2 separate regions of the Mus musculus genome follow, and region 2 is linked to region 1. A link is a loop called in an ENCODE intact Hi-C map of the cell type or tissue named here. Cell type or tissue: left cerebral cortex. All regions are shown on one strand.

Evidence for each region. Peaks named below come from ENCODE experiments on the same cell type or tissue, not always from the same donor. Only the 100,000 strongest peaks of a DNase experiment are listed, where the experiment ranks them.
Region 2: a loop joins it to region 1, with 2.4 times the contacts of the local background. A loop is called at or near these places in 5 of 42 quality-filtered maps.

Annotation. Positions count from the first base shown.
Region 1 is chr1:72,462,418-72,467,417 of GRCm38, forward strand. The region is part of intron 1 of Marchf4 (membrane associated ring-CH-type finger 4); the gene reads right to left. Among named protein-coding and RNA genes, the nearest start is that of Gm39661, 52 kb to the left of the region's middle. In left cerebral cortex, no CTCF peak of the experiment used is centred here; DNase peaks (open chromatin) are centred at 846 and 2,996.
Region 2 is chr1:72,531,224-72,536,223 of GRCm38, forward strand. Marchf4 (membrane associated ring-CH-type finger 4) reads right to left here. Exons shown (of 4, transcript NM_001045533.2): 1 at 3,402-5,000. The coding sequence starts at 3,914. Among named protein-coding and RNA genes, the nearest start is that of Marchf4, 3.4 kb to the right of the region's middle. In left cerebral cortex, a CTCF peak has its summit at 2,449; DNase peaks (open chromatin) are centred at 1,986, 2,360, 3,132, 3,461 and 1 more place; H3K4me3 peaks cover 3,577 bases; H3K27ac peaks cover 1,007 bases.

The sequences.
Region 1 (5,000 bases):
GGTCTGCATAGTAAACAAACCACAGGATTTGAGGGCTGGCAGGAAGAAAGAAGGTCACGCTTAATGTGCAGAGGCATAATTGTATCTGTATTTCGAATGGCCCAGATGTGTAATCTAATGTCTGTTTGTCTTTCTGTCTAACTCATCATTACCATCGTTATCGTTACCAAAGAGCCAAAATTAAAGGCTGATCTGGCCTCGTTCCTCTGGCTGGCTCAAGAGGAAAACATAATTCAGATAAGCCTTGAGGAGCTAGAATTGGGCTATTTGCATACAGTGGGCTGGGCCCATGTCCAAGGTTCCGGGCCACTACACTTCTCAGGAAGTTTCAGGAATGCCGGGTCACTGCGTTCTCTTTTTTTGTTCCAAAAACCAGGCCAAATCATCTGACAGGTTAGAGGGAAGGTGCAGACATGTCCCCTTGAATCAGTCCTGTATGGTCCTTGCACACTAGCAAAGGAGTATACAACATCAACTCTGTAAACCTCTCATGATGCTCCCTGGAGGAACTGTGGTGAAAATCTCCTAAAATTAATTTTCACTCACTGTGATTAATACAGCATTCGGAGGGCTTAGGCTGCAGGTGCAAACAGCTGGAGTCACTTGTTGCTTTCTGCCGCTTCAGATCAGGACCCTAGGTACATAGGATCGTCCTACAAAGCACAGGAGCAAGACCTTTCCCCAGTGCAGTCCCAGCTTGCCCGCTGTCTGGCTGGTGACTATGCGTTTAAATGTTCTCTACCTGAATCCACTGTTTCTGAGAGTTGAGGCTGCATCAGAATCCCTTGGGAGTCTTATTTAGTATCTCCATGCTGGCTGTAACCCAAAGACTCCAACTCCACCAAGACCCACTTAAAGCAAAATTGGCTAAGACCTACTTTGTAACGTGTTGGACCAGATACTCATTAACAAACCTTCTGCCTCCTACATTGCTTTGAGACTTTTATGTACACAAAGATAAAAATAGGCACTGAGAGTGAAAACTTATTGAGGACTCATTGTCTGCCAATTCTTGTCACAGGCTTTGAATTCTGGGTTCAAATACCAATTCTCCCATTTGCTGGGTGAAAGATATTGGGCAAGTTGCTCCAAGCTCCCATCTCTCTCCTCCTCTCTCCTCTCTCCCTCTCCCTCTCCTCTCTCCCTCTCCCCCTCCCCTTCTCTCCCCTCTCTCTCCTTCTCTCCTTCCACTCTGTCCTCTCTCACTCTGTCCTCTGTCTCTCTGTCTCTGTCTCTCTGACTGTCTCTCTGTCCCTGTCCCTGTCTCTTTGTGTCTGTCTGTCTGTCTGTCTGTCTGTCTCTCTCTCTCTCTCTGTGTGTGTGTGTGTGTGTGTGTGTGTGTGTGTGTGTGTATGTGTGTGTGTGTGTGTGTGTTTGTGTTTCAAGACAGTTTCTTCTGTGTAGCCCTGGCTGTTCTGGACTCATTCTGTAGGCCTTGAACTCATAGAGATCCACCTGCTTCTGCCCCTGGAGTGCTGGGATTGAATGTGTATGCCACCACCCCCTGGCCTGTTGTTGCCTCTCTTGCTAGTCTATAGTCCATGCCTTTGAATATGTGCTAGGGGCCAAGCATGGTTCTAATATGTGCATGAGGTGATACGACATCGTTGCTGAGGACCCTGGCTCCATTATGCATGACCTTAGGCAAGTTTCCTTAGAGGTTAAAGTAGGACCAGAGAGGTTTCTCAGAAGGATTAAAATGGGGTAAGATATGAGAAATGCTTAGAGCCCTATGGAGCACACAGGGAGTGTCTGTGATGGCACTATACCATGCCCTTCCATGTATACCTACCTACCTTTACCGTAACTTCACACCCTAACAGGAGGAGGGAGGTGCCAGCTCTGCAAATGAGAGCACTATAACTATTGTCGCTTCACCAAGTAATGTACTTTGCTGTCCTGAAAGCCACGGGTCTGAAGATGCTGTGAGCCAGGAATATAGGGTTCGGTGATACCTGCAGGAAAGCTTTGGGTTTCCAGGTGTTTGATATCTGCCCTGGCACGTTGGGGGGAGGGACAAAGAAAACCAGTGCCCCAGATCCTTATGCATCCTCCTGCCTCCACGACCCTCCTCCCCAAGCCTGCTTTTCCACATTCGTGAATTCTACCTTCTGTGACAGTGGGTGGGGGTTGGTATTGAGTTACGGGTGTTTGCAGGCATCAGTCTTTCCCTCTCCTGTTTTGGGTACAGCTGCGGCCTTATGTGTGCATGGGAACACTAGAGGATAGTGAGGTAGGGAGGACGGGGCCTAAAGACCAGAAAGAAAAAAGAAGAAGAAAAGAAAGACAGAAAGAATAGGAAGGAGATGGGAGTGACCATGGTCAAAAAGCATACTATATCAATGCATGAAAATTGTAGTGAAACTCGCTAGTGTGTATAACTAATATGTATTAATAATTATAATTAAGAAAAAGAGTTTAGCAACAGAGGAGGACTCAGAGAAGGAAAGACTCTTGCTTGTAATCTCTCTTGCCTGCCTTTAAAAGGGATTACAGTAAGCCTGTGTATTGTTTGTCGGTTCCTCCTGTGGATCTGACTTCCTCCTCAAATCAACCTCACAGTCATTGTGCTTCACTTAGAGCTGTGGTTCTCAACTCCCCTAACACTGCAGCCCTTTAACACAGTTCCTCACGTTGTGCTGACCTTCAGCCATAAAAGTATTTGGTTGTTACTTCATAACTGCAAGTTTGCTACTTTTATGAATCATAATGTAAACATCTGATATGTGGGATATCTGACCCGTGACTCTCAGGGGTGTCATGACCCACAGGTTGAACGGCAGACTTACACAGATCAACCTAAAGCCCTTAGGAGGATCCCATGGCACAGAAGAGATTCCTTCCTCTTTCTGAGCCCTGTTCAGGTTCCATGCTCCCAAGACAAGGCCCCACTTCCCTGCAGGACCTTGCCCATGCCAGAGTCTGCTGCAAACCCAGCTCGGTTCTTTTCACGCCTCTCGGGAAAGCATACTATTCCTGAAATCTTGGCTGCCGCTCCTTGTCAGCAGAAAGCATGCTAAGCGAATTTGAATGACTCTGGCGTGTGAATAGACTCCAGGCTGCGGGCTCCAAAGTAAGCGGCTCCAAGTCACTGTGGCTGCTGTTATCTTGGCAATTTTATTTTCTGTTTCAAAGAATTCTATAGTCCTTACCTTCTGGCTCTCTCTCTCTCTCTCTCCCTCCCCCTCCCCCTCCCTTCCTCCCTCTCCCCCTCCCTCTCCCCCTGCCCATCTCCTTCCCTCTCCCTCTCCCTCTCCCTCTCCCTCTCCCTCTCCCTCTCCCTCTCCCTCTCTCTCTCTCTCTCTCTCTCTCTCTCTCTCTTTCTTTTGGAATGGGGTGGAGGGTGGGGAGTGTCTTGGGGTTTTTTTTTGGTTTTTGGTTTTTGGTTTTTCGAGACAGGGTTTCTCTGTGTAGTCCTTGCTGCCCTGGAACTCACTCTGTAGACCAGGCTGAGCTCAAACTCAGAAATGCACCTGCCTCTGCCTCCCAAGTGCTGGGATTAAAGGTGTGTGCCACCACTGCCCTGCAGGGAGTGTCTTAAAGATATTCTTTCCCTACTCTAGTCTCTGGTTAGACTGCCCCCAATCCCAACAAATGGAAGGAACCCAAGAGAACCTATCTTTCTCACCAGCACCACTTCCCAATGTCCTCTTTGAACTCAGGCATAGAAACCTGTATGGGGACCAGGTGGCAGAGGACCAGGGTGAAGATGTAGGGGTGTGGAGGTGTGGGGGATATATACAGACCAGCGCGTTTCCGTCTGAGGGCAGAGGACAGTGTCCATTCATGAACATTCAGCAGCCTTGGGTGGACACCACCATTCGGTCCTCATGTTGAAAATGCAAGCCAACCCCAGCCCAAGAGACATTCTCACATGGTGACACACATTCCAAACCCACCCAGAGTCCCAGCATGATCTTACACGCATGTTTCCCTTAATTAGGGGCTGATAAAGAAAGTCTAGCTTCCTTTTGTTTGCTTTCAGTCTCTGTCAGATGACCAGGCCATTCTGCAAGCACTTGTGACTCAGTGTTCTCAGTCAGTCCTGTCTGGGACTTGGCGAGCCATGTTCCTCTTGTTCTTAGTCTTTATAATTGTTCAACACTTGGTTCATCCCCCTGCCTTCACCCCCAGTCGTCATCCATCTATGCTGAAAAGTCCTATATTTAGATCCCATTCTCACATCATTGATCATTTCACATTTCAGCCACTCTTTGTAGAGCTTTGCTGGTCTTTAGGTTTTTTTAAGACAAGTCTTCCTACCATGTCAATACACCTGCTCAGAGGCTGGGGTGGGAGAGGAAAGCCATATCTTAGAACTAATGATTGATTAGAAATTAAAGTTTCCTCTAATTACAGCCCCCTTCCCACATAAGTGCCCCCTCTCCCCCCATGCCCCCCCCTGCCTCCAATCCAGGGAGATGTTCTATAAGAATTCCCCCAGTGGTTTCCTGATATCACAAATCATGTCCAGGTGTCCTTAGAAGGAATAGAGCCACTCCTTCAAAGGGCATGGGAACTTTTAAGGCTATGGACACAGGTTGCCATGATAGTCTTCAAAAAAAAAAAAATGATACTGCTGCTTGCTAACACCAGAGTTAGCATTTGCTGCTATTTTTCCATACTCAAGGTCCCTCCCCTTCTTCACATTCTTGGAGCTATCTGTTGAGGGCATCAGAGCCATGACTCAAGAAAGAAGCCCCAGGAAATGTCTTTGAATCTTTCTCTGGGAAGACGCAGACTTCAGTTGTAATACGCTGGCAATGAGCAATGCAACTGAAGGACGTCTAGGAGAGGAGGGTCTTTCAGCTATGAAAGGACCGAGGTGTACTTAGTCAGGGGAAACCTGCAGGATCTCAGGTGAGGGTTTTGCCTGCTCGGAAGGACTGATGGGGATGGGGATGATTTGAGGACTCCTGTCAAGAATCTTTGCTCTACCCAGATTCTGAGATGGCAACAACCAGAGTAAGCGCTCAGGATTGAAGCACTTGGAACATACA
Region 2 (5,000 bases), 69 kb after region 1:
ACAAAGCAAGGGAGCACTGTCGTGCACCTGAGAGATAATAGACAGTAACAGAACACTGCCACAGCTATTCTTGTAGTATCTGACTTGGTGTTCAGAGTCACCCTACAAAGCAGGGGATTTTACAAACGAGGAATCTGAGGAAGCACACCATTCGGCCATGTAACTAGTTATTCACTCCAATTAGGGCCATCTGACTTCAGGCAGCCTCAGCTTACCATGTTGCACTATTCTTCCAGGGGGGGGTTGGATAGCATTAGCCACAAGTAGAGAGTAGAGGGCTGTACAAAAGCCCCTAACATATTCCCTCAGGGGCCTTTGAACATGGTCTTTTTGGAACAAATGCCTGAGAGGAGAACAAAATGGCTACTCAGGAACTTTCCAGCATGGTGTCAACAGGTCCTCAAGGCATTGGTTCACACCTTATCTTTCTTTCTCCCAGATCTCCTCCACTGTTCCTCAAATATTCTAAGTCTGCTCACATTTGGATTGGGGGGGGAGTGTTGTTGTTTCAATGGAATGGTTTTTCCCCCCAAATCTGTGCCCTGCTGGGTCCTCCTCATCACTTAAATGACAGCTTGGACGGACAGAGCACTCTTAGGAAGGCTCGTCCAGTTGGTCCCATGGAGTATAGACACACGTGTCTCATCCCTTCCTCTTCCTTCATTCTGAACTCATCTTCCTGTTTGTTCCTGACTTCCTTGTTTTCACTGTGCATCACCATCTGAAATCACCTTGTTTGTCTGCTAGGTCATCTGCCCATTGCTGTGTCCCCACTGGAAGGCCAGCTTCAACACAGCAGAACTCTCCTTTGCTTTGTTCCCTCACGGATGCCTTGTGCACAACACAAGCGAATGGATGCAAAGTCCTCCGTGGAAACCTGCAGGTGTGAATTTAGCAACCCTCCGCTAACCCCTCACCACAATCCTGTAAGCATTGCGAGAAGAGGCCAAATCTTTATTTTTGTCAATCTTTTGGATCCTAGAGTAGTGGCAAACGAGAGCGTGGTGTGTGGGAGGGGAAGTTTTTAGTTCCTTTGTTTGAACATGGAAAAGGCCAAGACATTCAGCTGTTTGGGTGGCAAATCACTCCTCTCTTAGACCAGGTAGACAACTGCTTCACAGTGCTCTCTCTCTCTCTCTCTCTCTCTCTCTCTCTCTCTCTCTCTCTCTCACTTACTTCTCCATCTCCCTCTCTTTCCTTCTCTACGCCCACCTCTCATTTTGCATCTTTCTCTAGAGGACCCCAGCCTCTCTCTCTCTTTTGTCTTCCTTCCTCATTGAAATTCTGTGAAGAAAAGTGAGAAGACGGTGGGAAACCATATTCTCCAATCTAACATGACACATTTCTCTAGTTACCAGTGTAACGCAGTCCCATTAAAACAACTTGGCTCTGACAAGGAATAAAGCCTCCCAAACAAGATAATCTTTAAGAAGTGGCTTGATTTTGTCTGGTCTCAATGCAGACACAGCCCCTCCCATCCTCCCGCATAATAAGAGAACCCATTCCTCTAGTGATGTTAGCTTTTTTTTATTCCAAGTTCCATTTATGACACATAGTAAAGATGATAAACAATGACAAAAGTCCCCAACCATTAATCAGAACTTGTACCACAAGCGGGCATTTCAGAGTTATTGCTAATGGTTTTTTTTTTCCAATAAAATACAGCTTTTCCATGATCAAAAAAAATGTTAATCATATGTTAATCTCTTACAAGGTATTTTCACACTTCTGGGCTCTCCTACCAAGGAAAGATATGGGAAGCAAGTGGTAACTCATGGAAGTTGGAAAAGAGGCCTAAAGGCATAGAGTTATTTGAAGAATACTTCACAGCAGGTGAAATATTATCTCAGCACACGTTCCAAGACTTGCTGTTTTCTAGAGACAAGAGAGCTCTTGCCAGAAGGCGCGTTTCCAACAGCCCCCCATGATACGCACACATGCGCCAGCCCATATGGGAGAGGGAAGAAATAGTTCAGGAAGTTAATAAGCAAAATCACTCTATGTTATGGAAAAGCTGAGGCCCCCTGAATGAGACAAATTCTGATGCAAAGTGAGGCTCATCTTTGCCATCAGCCACAGACCCACACACCTACAGAAGCTTGGTATTAGCAATGGAGCGCTGTGCTGGAAGAAAGGCACTGAACAAGCAGTGTGGACCTCCTCGTCCACCAGCATTGCCTTTGCTGCTTCAGGTTATCATAGTCATAAGGAGGAGGAGCCCAATCTCTGAGATACTTATTCCCTACTTCCTCTCATAATGCCCAGGCTGCTGTCCCAAGGCATCACCAGTCTCTAAGTGCTCTGCCCATTCAGAAACATGGGAAGAAAAATGAATGAAATTGTCAGCTAAGACTGCAGCTCACATTGTAAGCAAGAGCAGGGTTTATCAGGAACACCAGTGTAGCATCCTGCTGCACTGACACCTATCTGTGAAGACCCAAACTGCTGAAGAGGTCTCTGAGGTGAACACAGAGCCCTGCCCACATCCCAGTCAGATGTTCCCTCTGCTGCATCACCAGCCAGACCTGATTCACAGGTGAGCCTTTTCTACCTGGGACTCTTTGTTATGTGTTCTCACAAGTCAGAACTGATGTCAATTAGCATATCTGTCTGGTGGACACCAGGCAGTCAGTGGACTGACAGGAGTGCTGTCTGCAGAGATCTGAATAGACAAGGAAGGGAGAATTTGCCTGACTCTAAAAAAAAAAAAGAAAAGAAAAGAAAAAAAAAACTCTGTTCCATGCCATGGATGTTGAAAGTTTAAGGGGAGGCAAGGGAAGGGGAAAAGATCAAGATTCTTTCACTTAAACTCACTCTGACTTAGAGTATTTGCTTCCAATAAGGAAAAAATCAAGATCACCAAGAAGTGTCTTGGAAAATTGAAGTAGCCTCAAAGAAACAAAGCAAACAAAACCCAAACAGGATTTTTGCACTTCAATCTGTGAGAATAGGAGGCAAGACCATCATCTTGTCACAGCTTCAAGAAAGGAAGAAATCTGAATGTAGAGCTGGATATGGGCTTGGGATGGGGTGTGTGATTCCACTAGCAAGAAACCAGCTAAAAGTGGTTCTTAGCAACAAGCTGGAAGGGCCCTCTGAGGCTCCTATTTCATAGCTTCTGGGGCTTCTGTTCTGAGATGCTGGTAGAAGTTTGAGGGTGAAATTGAAAAGACTTACTTTGGGAGAGGGTACAAAACCAATGTACAACTGAGTTTGTTACCAAACAGACTCCCTGCACCTATTGGTCAGCTTCTCTACAAGAAACATTGAGAAACTTGAAACACTACAGCCCTTGACACTAGACATCGCACAATAGATCCCTGGGGCAAATAATTAAATGGCAATCTGCCCAGCCCGGAGATACCACACACCAAAGCAGGGGAAGCAGGGGGAGGACTCACCTGTTCTGGTCCCTGGAAACAGATGCGGCAGAGGGGAGTTCTCATACCACTGTCCAAGCTACTTCCCAGAGAGTAGCAGTCCTCAGTTTTCTCCTTACAGAATTCATCAGAGGAAGCACTGCTGAGCAGGGAGGCAGGTGGCCCTGTGGCTGGGCCATCCCAGTCATCATCCCCAGAAGGAGGCAAAGGTGGTGGAGGTGGCAGAGGAGGGGTCTCCCTGCCCACCGCTTCTCGGGGGCCCCTCCAGCCTGCCCACCCCCCGGCACCCAGAGCCGGAAGGGTGTTGTTGTTGGCCGCCACACCAGGGAGCTGAGGGTCGCCGTGCATGGGCAGGGGCGCTGGAGGGGGGCGCCTCAGTAGGAAAACCTTCAGGTCATTGAAGAGCATTCGACAGCGGCACTTGAGGAGACCCTGGTGGCGCAACATCTGGGGAGCTGGGGTGCACAGTCCACAGCTGTACCAGCCGCAGCAGCAGCACCACCACCACAGCAGCCCACCCAGGGGCATGAGCATGTGATAGGGAAGCAGAGGACTGGAGAGGGGCAGCTGGAGTCTTTGAAGAGGTGGGTAGGGTGGGGCTTGGGGTCCACAGTGTTCCTGTGTTATGGAGGAACCTTTCTTATTGGCTCTTCTTATAACCCCTCCAAGCAGCAAATAAATTACCCTCTTGGACTGACAACTGTGAGTCAATGATTCTGAACGCTACTAAGGAAATGCAAAGTAAAAAAAGTTTTTCTTGCTCTAGCAGCCCCGCCCCAACCTCAGACTTAGTTCTGGCTGCTGTCTCCTTTCTGTCTTTGACCCCTGAACACTGCTGGGAGTAGGGCAACAGAAGCATCGGGGCTGGGATGCATGACCAATGTCTAATAGTTAAAAGTTCCCAAAGAAAGGGTTGCTAGGTTCTTCTCAATTCTCTAGGCTGTGGTAAATCTCTTTTATATAAAAACGGTGGATATAAATCAAATTTGGAGCAGCTTAGGGAACTCAGCTCAGTAAAGAATTGAGAATTGCACATGAGAGAGAGAGAAAGACAGACTGTCTCAGGTAGTATGAAGTGGTTGGGGAAAGGCAAGATTGGGTGGGGGTAGAAGACGTCCTAATTCTCTTGGGCAGAAAACCAGGACAATTGACCTCCAGCAGCACCAGAGTTGCTTTTAAGAGAGGAATTAGGGGGGCTGGTTGTGGGTGAAATTGGGCAAAGAGCTTCGCCTTGTGCTTCGCCTATGCAGCCAAAAGGCTACACAGAAGAGGTGGGATATAGGGCGGTGGACCGGGAAAGGATGGAGGAAAAAGAGATCCTTAACCCTCGGAGGGCTGCTGCCTTCCAGAGCTTAAGGTCCTGAATAGAGGAAGGGTGTGTGTTTGGGGTTGAGAAGGTGACAGAAGGATCTGAGAAAGGAGGTAGCGAAGAGGGGCTTGTGGGAGGGGAGAGTAAAGGGGAATAGTTACATGATCTCAGCCCCCAGCCCACTCCAGCTGCAGTCTGTAAGTCGGAGGCCCCTCCCCTTGGTTCCATCAAAGGTCCCTTCGGGCGAGGTTCGAGAGCTGGAAAATGGGCAGGTCCGGGCTGGAGAGTGGCTTCGCTTTCTCCTCCTCGTC